2 separate regions of the Homo sapiens genome follow, and region 2 is linked to region 1. A link is a contact called in ENCODE Hi-C or POLR2A ChIA-PET data. All regions are on one chromosome and are shown on one strand. Each heading gives the region's core, a stretch centred on a gene start or an enhancer-like site at or near the end of the contact. The rest is flanking DNA. Distances are from core to core; before and after follow the strand shown.

The links. A loop is a pair of places that touch in the nucleus more often than their neighbours do. ChIA-PET counts read pairs that join two places held with the same protein, here RNA polymerase II (POLR2A). Pooled maps may share reads with other maps.
Region 2: a map of cardiac septum shows a loop between it and region 1 (2.1-fold over the local background). The contact joins the enhancer-like site here to the promoter of NFIA-AS1 in region 1. A Hi-C loop is called at or near these places in 2 of 168 maps with a recorded cell type or tissue (cardiac septum and gastrocnemius medialis) and 1 of 50 pooled maps. POLR2A ChIA-PET finds 5 or more read pairs at or near these places in 4 of 52 experiments (HEK293, MCF 10A, PC-3 and 1 more).

Annotation. Positions count from the first base shown.
Region 1 is chr1:61,250,741-61,255,835 of GRCh38, reverse strand. NFIA-AS1 (NFIA antisense RNA 1) reads left to right here and starts at 2,318. Exons shown (of 4, transcript NR_104180.1): 1 at 2,318-2,425; 2 at 4,467-4,551. All of the region lies in intron 2 of NFIA (nuclear factor I A), which reads right to left.
Region 2 is chr1:61,130,696-61,135,790 of GRCh38, reverse strand. All of the region lies in intron 2 of NFIA (nuclear factor I A), which reads right to left. Among named protein-coding and RNA genes, the nearest start is that of NFIA, 51 kb to the right of the region's middle. Within about 2 kb of position 2,848, at least 5 of the 41 ENCODE cell types and tissues checked have a DNase peak (open chromatin) inside an H3K27ac peak, as active enhancers do; they include PC-9, where a contact is called at or near this core.

The sequences.
Region 1 (5,095 bases), core at 1,069-3,568:
TTTCATTTCTGTGATATATAAATTGTATGATAGTAAGAATCCTATGATCCCGTGTGAGGTGCCAAGAAAAAAGAGGTATCTTTTCTACTTAGTTTCACAACTGCCAGTCAGGTGCCAAGGTGACTTGAAGACCAAAACTTCCCACCAAAACCAAACCCTAGTTCTATTTCCACTATGGAACACAATAAAAATCTACTCGTAAAAGATTTTGAGTCTCCCACAAAGTAACATACTTTTAATGTGACCACATTTCAAACAGTTTACCCATCACAATAAGATCTGAAATACACATGGCATGTCTCCTTAGTCTGTTTCCCTTATTACACATGTGGTTTCCTCTTTCTAAATTCGGACTTATGCCCCATTTTAGAAGGTCAGGAGAAAGTAACGCATAATGCAAAAGTATTTCAAGCAAATCATATGATATCTGTACTTGATAATTTCTCATGGTTTTACACCAAGAGAATCACTGCATATTGAAGATTACACATTTTTTAAAAGCTAGAACACTGAGCCTTCCTTTCAGACAATTCAAACAAGGAGCGTATTGCTGACACAGCAACACTGTGGTCTCAGACTGTGGGAAATGTCAAATTTATGGTCCTGGGGGTGATTGGTGGATGGTTTTGTGGTGTGTATGGTGTTTTGTTTTGTTTTGTGTGTGCTTTTTCTTTTCTCTTTTGAGTCTCTGACAGAAACAGAGCTCTACAAACTTTCTGGCGACCTCCCAGGAAAACAGAAGGAAGCTGTATCCTGTACTTCCCCTGGGATCTAATGAAATATACAGCCTCTGGGCTTCTTTCAATTTGGACTTTCAGATCGCTAAGCCAGTGAAAAGGGGATCCTAGCTGTCACAAACGTCACATGGTCAGGGTCACCTGCTGCTCGGGGGTTCTCATGCCAGTTGTTGACATAATAAGCCCCCCTTACACTTTAATTACAATTCACAGTGTGCAAACTATGCAATCTGCTTTAAGGCAGACTGTCTTTTAAATCAACACTAAAATTCTACTACTAATATGGCAATGCAATGTAGCAGAGGAAGGGTGTGTCCACATGACTAACTATATGCAGATATCTGCCGTTTGGGAGACAGTGGGTAGCATTTGCCAAAATATAAAATGGTGTTGCTGACCCCAATTCTGGGAGATGGTACTTGAATCTTACTGTGCTCTGAGACTTCTTTCCATAGGCCACAAAAAGGTAATGCAATATACTTCATGTGTAGCATTTTACATTTGTATAACTACTATTTTTTTTCACATGGCTCCATAACTGTTCTATGTACTAATCTTGCCTATCCAACAGAAGGAGTGTTGAAGAACAGTGAATTTCTACTTCCCTATTTCTTCCCCTTTAAACCTAGGGCAGTGCCAGTGATGTTTAACACATGCTTCTAGAGTTGTGTCAATGCTCTATCATTTACTGGATCCTTGTATTTTGCTAACTACAGACCTGTGTAAGCTATATTTTTGCAATCAAAACATGAAAGGTCATTTTAAAACAGAGCCCATTTAAAATGATATGACAATGCAGGGAGCTGTTTAAAAAGTGCTAACACATAATTATAGTCTACAGTTTTCTCCAAAAACAACAGTGGAAATTAGTTACAATTCTATTACAGACAACTGCTATAAACTTAGGTGGGCTAACCTCTGAATGAACTATCCCAGTACTCTGGGAATTGCAATCTCATTTTCAGTGCCACAAATGACGTAAGATGGAACACACAAAACAAACCCACACAAAGTACTTTATGTTTATGAAGTCTTACTCAAACACCTTAGCTGAGCTAACCAGTATGTCTCACTGTAAAACACCACCACCACCAGTAACAACAAAATAAATAATCAAACAAAATAGAAGAAATCCAAATAGAAAAAAAAAGTTTTAAAAATAATAATGCCTATACTTGCTTTAATGAAGGATGTACCTGAATTACAAATGCCATCATGACAGATTAAATTAGCCAATAATTAGTCACTGCTTTATTTTTTTTTAGTGTCAAACAATGGTAGATACCAAGACAAGTAACAACAAAAGGCAAAAGAGTTTATTTTATTTAGACGTGGTCATTCTAACATAAGGAGAAGATGCATTTTCCTTTCAAAAATTGAGGTCTCTTTGGGCAAACTTTCAGTCCTTTGGCTATTAGGGTTTGTCTTCATGAAGGCAGACATAAAGCAATTCTGTTCTCTTCCTTATTTGAACACTTTCAGTCTTCACCTGGCTCTCTGCCACCCCAGCTAAACCACTTGACCTCTGATTACATAACAGTCCCCATCTGTGAGCTCAGCCATCCTCAGGAGATAGGAGGGGCCATGAGAAGCTCAAGTTCACCATGAGCCACAGCAGTAAGCCATGCTTTAGCCTCTGACCTGTGCTCCAATTTTGGTACAATGATTTCTGCCATGTTCTCCAACAGGTAAGCTCTACCTCAAGGACTAACTTCTGTACCTGTATTTGGTCAAGTGCCCTAGCTCATCTGGAACTGGAGATGTTGACTTGCTTTTCCCTACCTGCCTCCCAAGAACAAAATTCTGGCACGGAAACCCAGGCTAGCACGTGGAGCCCTATGACCCACTGACAGACTTCTCTGACACTAACCTTCTGCCTGGATTACTGTCATCTGCTTATGTTCTCTATTTCTTGGTTCTGTCCAACTTTTGGGACATTGAACTGCCAGTTAGACTTCCATGTTGTATAACACTCCACTAAGCTTACCAGCCAGTGCCTATACTCAGAGCATTTGGAACATGGCTGGACTGAACTTCTTTATGGAACTTCAAAACTACCAATCCCAGAATATCAACCTTCACGTAATTTCAGGTCCTGGCCCTTTACACATCTCATCCCAAGATATAAACTCTATCTGCCAATTCCCTTTTTTTCCCTTGGTAGGTAGGAAACAAAACATCTCTAAAACTCTGTAAAGAGTAGGAATACAAAATAGAATAGAAGTTACCTTATCCAGTACTGTTAGGGCCAGTTGTTGATTGGTTAATTTGAAAAAATGGATGAAGAAGATACTCATTAATGAGACATATGCACCTTAAACATTTTAACTTTGAGCATGTGTATGTACATTCTTTGGCCAATCTTTTTATGCAGAGGCAAAAATTTAAATTTAATAATGTCTGTTAATAATTGGAGCTCCACAGCATCTTTCTTATATAATGCGTATCTATAATGCATCATAAAAGATTTCCAGTTCCATTTACTTTAAGTAGTGGGAGAATTTAAAGATATTTCTAAAATAATCTAACAAAACTCTTATTTTTACAACCTTCTCTCATCTTCTGTAGTTATCTCACTGACATGTAATCTGACAGAAATTTTTGTAGCTTGCCTTTACTGATTCTTTCCAAGGCACTGGGTTAGTTTCATAGAAATAAAACTTTTCCATTTTGAACTTGCATGCCATTGGTTCACATAAATTTAATTAAATTACACAATGGTGATACAAATAAGACTAGTATAAACAGGTCCGGAATAACACAACTGACGTGGTAAGCACACAACTGGTAAAAACAATAGTGCTAGGATGTGGTAGTAGGTAACTGTTGGCCATGAAAATTCAACATGCCAAAGGAATCAGTATATTACAAAGAAAACAAAAAGTCTTGGTTCATCTTGCAAGCTGGTTAATACAGAGTTTCTACTATGAGGGTCTATCCAAAGAAAATATAATCCAAATATACATTGAATGGATATTGTGAGTAGGAATTGATGTTTGATGCATAATGCTTGATGCTGTGATACAATGTTGAAAAAGACATCTTTCCCAGCATTCTGGTATAGCTCTAATTTCTAATATCAAAAAGTAATTAGAAATAATTATAAGAAACTCCTCATTGGAGTTACTGTATTTTAAATGGTAACTGAATTGATACCTCTATCTACCTGCTGTAGGAGGCTTAATATTCAAGTTGATCTAAATATATTTAAAGAACACGAAAAATAGTCAGCTTACCTCCTAATACAGTATTTTCAAATTCTGAACTCTATTTATATTTTTGTTATTTTGTATCGTTACTTCTGTTTTCATTAAATACATGATTGCTGAAGCAGTTTTTAAAATTAGAGGCACTGTGTTAATACAAAAAATCAACTGCCATTTTAACATCACGTAGTCTGACAACTGAAAACAATCACATAACAGTCATAATTTTTCAGTATTTTATGATTTTTCAGGTTATGTAACTATCAGTTTTCACGTGATTGTACTTAAGATCAATCTTTTAGCAATAAGAAGCCTTAATCTCAACCTTCTGCTTTTTATCAGTTTACTTATTATCAGCTTCAAAATAAATGTATGACATAATTGTGTTACATATATGACAATAATGATGGTCACAGTAACAGCTAGCATTTATTGAATGTCTAGCAATAAAAATAAAGTGATTTATATATACATAACTTTCCCAGCAACTTTTGCAAAGTAAACATTACCATCTTCATTTCAGGGTGAGGAAACAGACAGCACTAAGAGAAAAAGCTGGAACTCAAAACCAAATTAACTCCAAACTTAAGTTTTCCCACTTCGACAAGGTGTGTGTATGTACGTAGTAAAGAGATCACGGAGTTCCCTTTCCAGTGAAATTTTTATTTGTACGGATGCATGTGTATGTAGGCATATGCGCACACAAACACACACATACACTTTAGTTAAATCAATTTCATATGCAAAAGAAAAGTGAGCCAGGGCTAAGTTATTAAAAGAAGCCTTTGAAGCAGAGAGTGATGATGTGTGAAAGACATACAACAAAAGTTTATTTAAACAAAGAACAAGCACAGAGGGATGGGACAAAAGTGAAAATAAGAGAAATGAAGGCTCTCCATCTTTTTTCTGTGTCTATGGATTTCTCATACATAGAAAAACAAAACAGTAAGAAAGAGATGTATGCAGTTTATGGAATATCCAAAAGTAAAATTAGTTTCAGCTAGGGCCCAGATGAACTCAACTCCACACTGATTTTTCAACAAAGTTTTTCTATGTGAAACACAATCATGTTATCCTGTAGTAAAGTCCTTGATATTAAACATAATTTCTTACTTCTAAGAAAAAACTCGAGCTATGATTTTAATAAATATT
Region 2 (5,095 bases), core at 1,599-4,098, 120 kb after region 1:
GGATGACTGTCGTTAGCAAATGTAATGCTAAGGTGGTCAACACTAACAATATTTTGGAAAGTTCTCCTAAGGTGAGGCCTATAATATTGATTTAGGTTTAAGAAAATTCAAATCCCAGCACTTTGTGAGGCTGAGGCAGGAGGACAGCTTGAGCCCAGTAGTTTGAGACCAGCCCACACAACACAGGGAGACCCTGTGTCTACAAATAATTTTTAAAAATTATCCAGGTGTGATGGCACATGCCAGTAGTCCCAGCTACTTGAGAGGCTGACATGGGAGGATTGCTTGAGCTCAAGTTTCAGGCTGCAGTGAGCCATGACTGCGCCACTGCACTCCAGCCTGTGCAACAGAGCAAGACCCTGTCTCAAAAAAGAAAAAAGAAAGTTCAACAATCAACAGTTAGGTAACAAGAAGGCATGATAAAAATTTAGGAACCTAAAGATGTAGGTTACAGTCTTGACGCTAAAGAACCCAGTAGCACGACCTTGCAAAAGATCCTTGGTCTGGGCTACCTGGGCCTCAGTTCTCTTAAAAGCCAAATCAAAGTAGCTGTATTAAATGATCTCTTAAATCTAAAGTTTCCATGTTATTAAAGTTGATTTCCAAATCTAAAGTCTTACAATGCTTTTAAAGTCTGCTGCAGCCTATACACAGTTTTCTTCCTAATTTAAAGCAATGTGTTAATATAAAGAACCTCCATATTATTTGTTTCTTAGATTTAAGAATTCTGATAGAAAAAATAAATGTGGGAAAAGAATGGGTGTAAAGCCTCGAGTTGTTCCAAAAATAAAAAGTAATTGTCCTAATGACGCCATCTTTTCTCTTTGTCAATACCATTCTATTTTCTTTTCAGTTGCTATCTTCTTCTCTTCCAGATGTGCAACTCTGGGACATATTATTATTACAACACATAAGCATATGCATATATACACTTGTTTAAAAAAATTTGTTTTTATTTATGATAATAGAGACAGGGTCTCCCTATGTTGCCCAGGCCTGTCTTGAACTCCTGGACTCAAACAATCCTCCCACCTCAGCCTTTCGATGTGCTGGGATTACAAGCATCAGTAACCTCATCCAGCCTAAAAAGTAAATTATAGCTAATTCTACGACACAGACTTTAGTTTACTATGTTAAAATGCATGATTATCAATCCACCATAATAACAACTAATAAATACTTCAACTTAGTCATCAATCTTAAGAGTGGTCATAACTAAAAGACTCTAAGTCATATGTTATAGCCTGTATAGTTCAAACAGGTAAGAAAGTTCATGAGACATGTAAGCAAGATTTCTGAGTCCCACAGAGTAACATGGACATGAGAAAACAGCAGACCCCGCTTTCCACTACAGCCTGACTCACCACCTTTTACTGATTTACTGGAGGTAATGGAATACAGAGGCTTAGTAAGAACAGAGGAGAGCTGTGCATAATGGGATTTAAATAATCTGATTTTCCTAAGAAAAGAAATTGAGAAGCAAAGAGATAAAGGATTTTCTGTACACACACACACACACACACACACACACACACACACACACACTCACACACACAGTCTGTAAAGCACCCTGTAGTTTCCAAAGCATTTTTGTATCCCTCAGATATCATTTAATCATCAAAAAAACCCACAAAAGGCAAGGAGAGCAGATACTATTATTCCTCTTTTTGTTTTTTGTTTTTGAGACAGAGTCTTGCACCGTCACCCAGGCTGGAGTGCTCACTGTAACCTCTGCCTCCTGGATTCAAGCGATTCTCCTGCCTCAGCCTCCTGAGTAGCTGGGATTACAGGCATGCACCACCACGCCCGGCTAATTTTTGTATTTTTAGTTAGAGAGATGGGGTTTCACCATGTTGGCCAGGCTGGTCTGGATCCACCCCCTCAGCCTCCCAAAGTGCTAGGATTACAGGTGTGAGCCACCGCACCCAGCCCCTATTATTCCTTTAAGAGACAGGGTCTCACTATGTTGCCCAGGCTGGAGTGCAGTGGCTATTCACAGGCACAATCGTAGCCCACTACAGCCTCAAACTCCTGGGCTCAAGTCATCCTTCCACCACAGACTCCTGAATAGCTGGGCTAGTCCCAGTTTTTTATAAAAAACAGAGGAGCAAAGAAGTTATGTGATTTCAGCAACAATATATTCTTGATTAATGGCAGTGATGGAACCAGACTCCAAGTTTTCTGAATTCTAGTCTAATGGTACCCCCACTAGGCAATGCTGTCAATTTACATTCATTTTGTTCACTCAACAAATATTTACTGAGTACCAGTTGTATGTCAGGCACTGTTCTAGACACTGGGAAAACAAAGAGTGAACAAGACTAGTAAGTTCCCTTCCTCATAAAACATTCTAGTGTACATATGCATGTATTTATAATAACTATAGTTTAATATATATGGCTTTTCATACACTTTTCTATACCAGCCAGTTTATGAGACTCATTAAAAATTAAGACCACATATAAATATTTATTATTTTTTAAGAACTGCATTCATTAGGTCAACAGAGAAAAAAAAAAACTCCAGCCACTCCCGCCTCCCTTCCTTCCTCATTCCTCCACACAGCTAGCCTTTTAAAACAATCTAAGTAAACAGCAAAGTAACATCTATTTGAGTTACACATTGGTTCACATGCTGAGAAGAAGAAAAAAAAATGCCTATAAAAGTCTTTAGAAAAAGGAGAGGTTCAAAATTATGGAGAGGGCTTTTTTACAGGATCGTTTTAAGCACACACAGGATCTTAAAGAATGCACATGGACATCTTGTTTGGAAAAAGTTTATTCTTTTTTCCTTCGTCTTTTTAATCTACACAAAGCACAGTCTTAAAAAGCCTGGGTGGGGGGGGCAGTGTCTGCTCCCCATCTCTAGGTCTGTTGCTGAATGAAAGATCGACAGGAAATTAACGCAGTGGTAGGGAGTTGCTTGCCAAGAGTGAACTCTGAAACAAAAGACCCACTATTGTGTAAGAAAATCTGACATCTATACCCTCAGCCATGTTCTAAACTTCGGTAATCCTTTAGTATGATCTATGATTTGTTATAAGTTTTTAACATGTATATCTAAAGTGTTGTGTTACTCCTCATCTTCCAACTCCTCCTGAAAAAGAAACAGATTTTAGTTTCTTTGGTTCTTTTCTTCTTCCATCCCTTTTCTCCTTAATTGTCTTTTTAGCCAGCAACAGAGTTAGTCAATGAATTCAACCAGCTTCCTTCTTTCACCAGCCATGCCAAAAGACACTATCTTTGTGGCTTAAAGGATTTCAACTGCTCCCAAGTTATCTGAACTTATGGTACTTGAGGTTTGTTGTTTTGGACTGATGTTTAAGAAAATGCTCATTTCTTGATCCATGAGTGAACCTGACATGGCGGTATTTCCTCATTTCTAACAGTTTTCATAACATTAATATCGTGAAAAGAATACTGAAACTGATGGTGGAAGTCTGTAATCTAAGAATCTAAAACTAAACCACGTCCTCCTCGGGTGGATCCAGGAAGCATGATCCATTTATGGGATGAAGTTAAAAGGGGAGATTTCTTTTAGTAATGGGAGTGGACAGGCTGGCTTGACGTTCAGTGCTGATCTCTCAGATAACTTTTCTGAGGGATTTTCCTCATTCTTTTTTGACCAAATGACATAACCAAAGCTTAGCATATCTTCAGTGCTAATCTCAACAAGCAAATTGGGTTTACTTCATTTCTACCAATTGGCTTACCTATATATAATTTTTTCTACAGAAGTGTATAAAATTTTGACCTACCAAAACACAATTATGTTCCTCTGCTATTTAAATAGGTGCCAGTAAAGCCAGGAGTAGGAACAAGTCACCAAAGTATCAGCTGTAGAGGTTTTCTGGGCACACTCCAAAAGTCTACATCTGCTTGGCAACAATTCAGTGAAGAGATATGGTTACTCTTTTAACAGTAACAGAGCTTTCCCAGGCTTCAATGTATGAAAAACAGCTTGGTCTGTATCAGAAAAAAATTCAACCAGATCTGCAAAAATCACATACTTACTATCCTGACTGATCAACTTAAAAATTATTGCCATAAATGAAACCAAAATCATTAATGACATAGTTATCATAGAGTAGCCTGTTCACATGGTTTGAGAGTCCAAGTGGGAATCTTTTTTTTTTCCTTTTCTTTTTGCAACATAAACACTTAAGCATTTAGTGATAAAATATTAAAAGCTAGAGGCTCCAGATCCAATGAGTACAAGTTGCTGATATAGCATCATATACCAAGGAAAGGTGTCAAGCATGCTAAAATATGTCTGTAGCTTAGACATTAGGGGCCCTACTCTTCCCCTAATATGCTTGCCTTGTTCCTACTGTCCACAGTTAAATGCACACATCAGCACTAAAATGCATCCCCTTAAAATCTAGGGAGGAAATTCAACACATCTATGTCAATGAACAAAGTAATTGTCACATTTATTCACTACAAACAACAGATCTAGACACTGTTTTTAATTATAACATTAATTGATCTTTTGTAATCACTAATTAGAATGATAACATCACATTTAGTTACTTTCCTAGCCAGAGTGAACTTCCAGTTGCTGGAAAATGCATCAGTGAAGAAGAGGGTGAGGTGTACAAAAAAGAAAGATTTAGCAAAAAAAAAAAAAAAAGTCATACTATTTTTTTTAAAAGAAATGTTTTACCACAGTCAAGCACATTTTATATTTTAATTAATCTTGCTTCGTGTGAAGATTTCATTTAGTCTCTTTGCAATTAGAGTTCATATTGGTATTATATAAAATGTTGCCCCACTGTTGTGAAATTAGGAACAAGGAAGACTAGATTGATGACCAGAAAAGCTACCTTTTGTGCCTTGAGGAAAAAAGAAACGTCTTATGAATCTGTCATAGCCCTAGTCTGTGAGAAATGTAAAGGACTTTAATGGGTATTTTAGTAGAACCACTTAAAATTAAGTGATGAATTGGAATGGGAAAAGTTATTCCAATAAAAGCAAACAAATTAACTAACCTGACCTTGGTCCACATAAAAGATTCATTTTCTTAATGGAAACAAACTATTTGAGTCTAGCTCAGGTTTAACCACTGAAGTGTATGTGGAACCTAAATTAAGCTA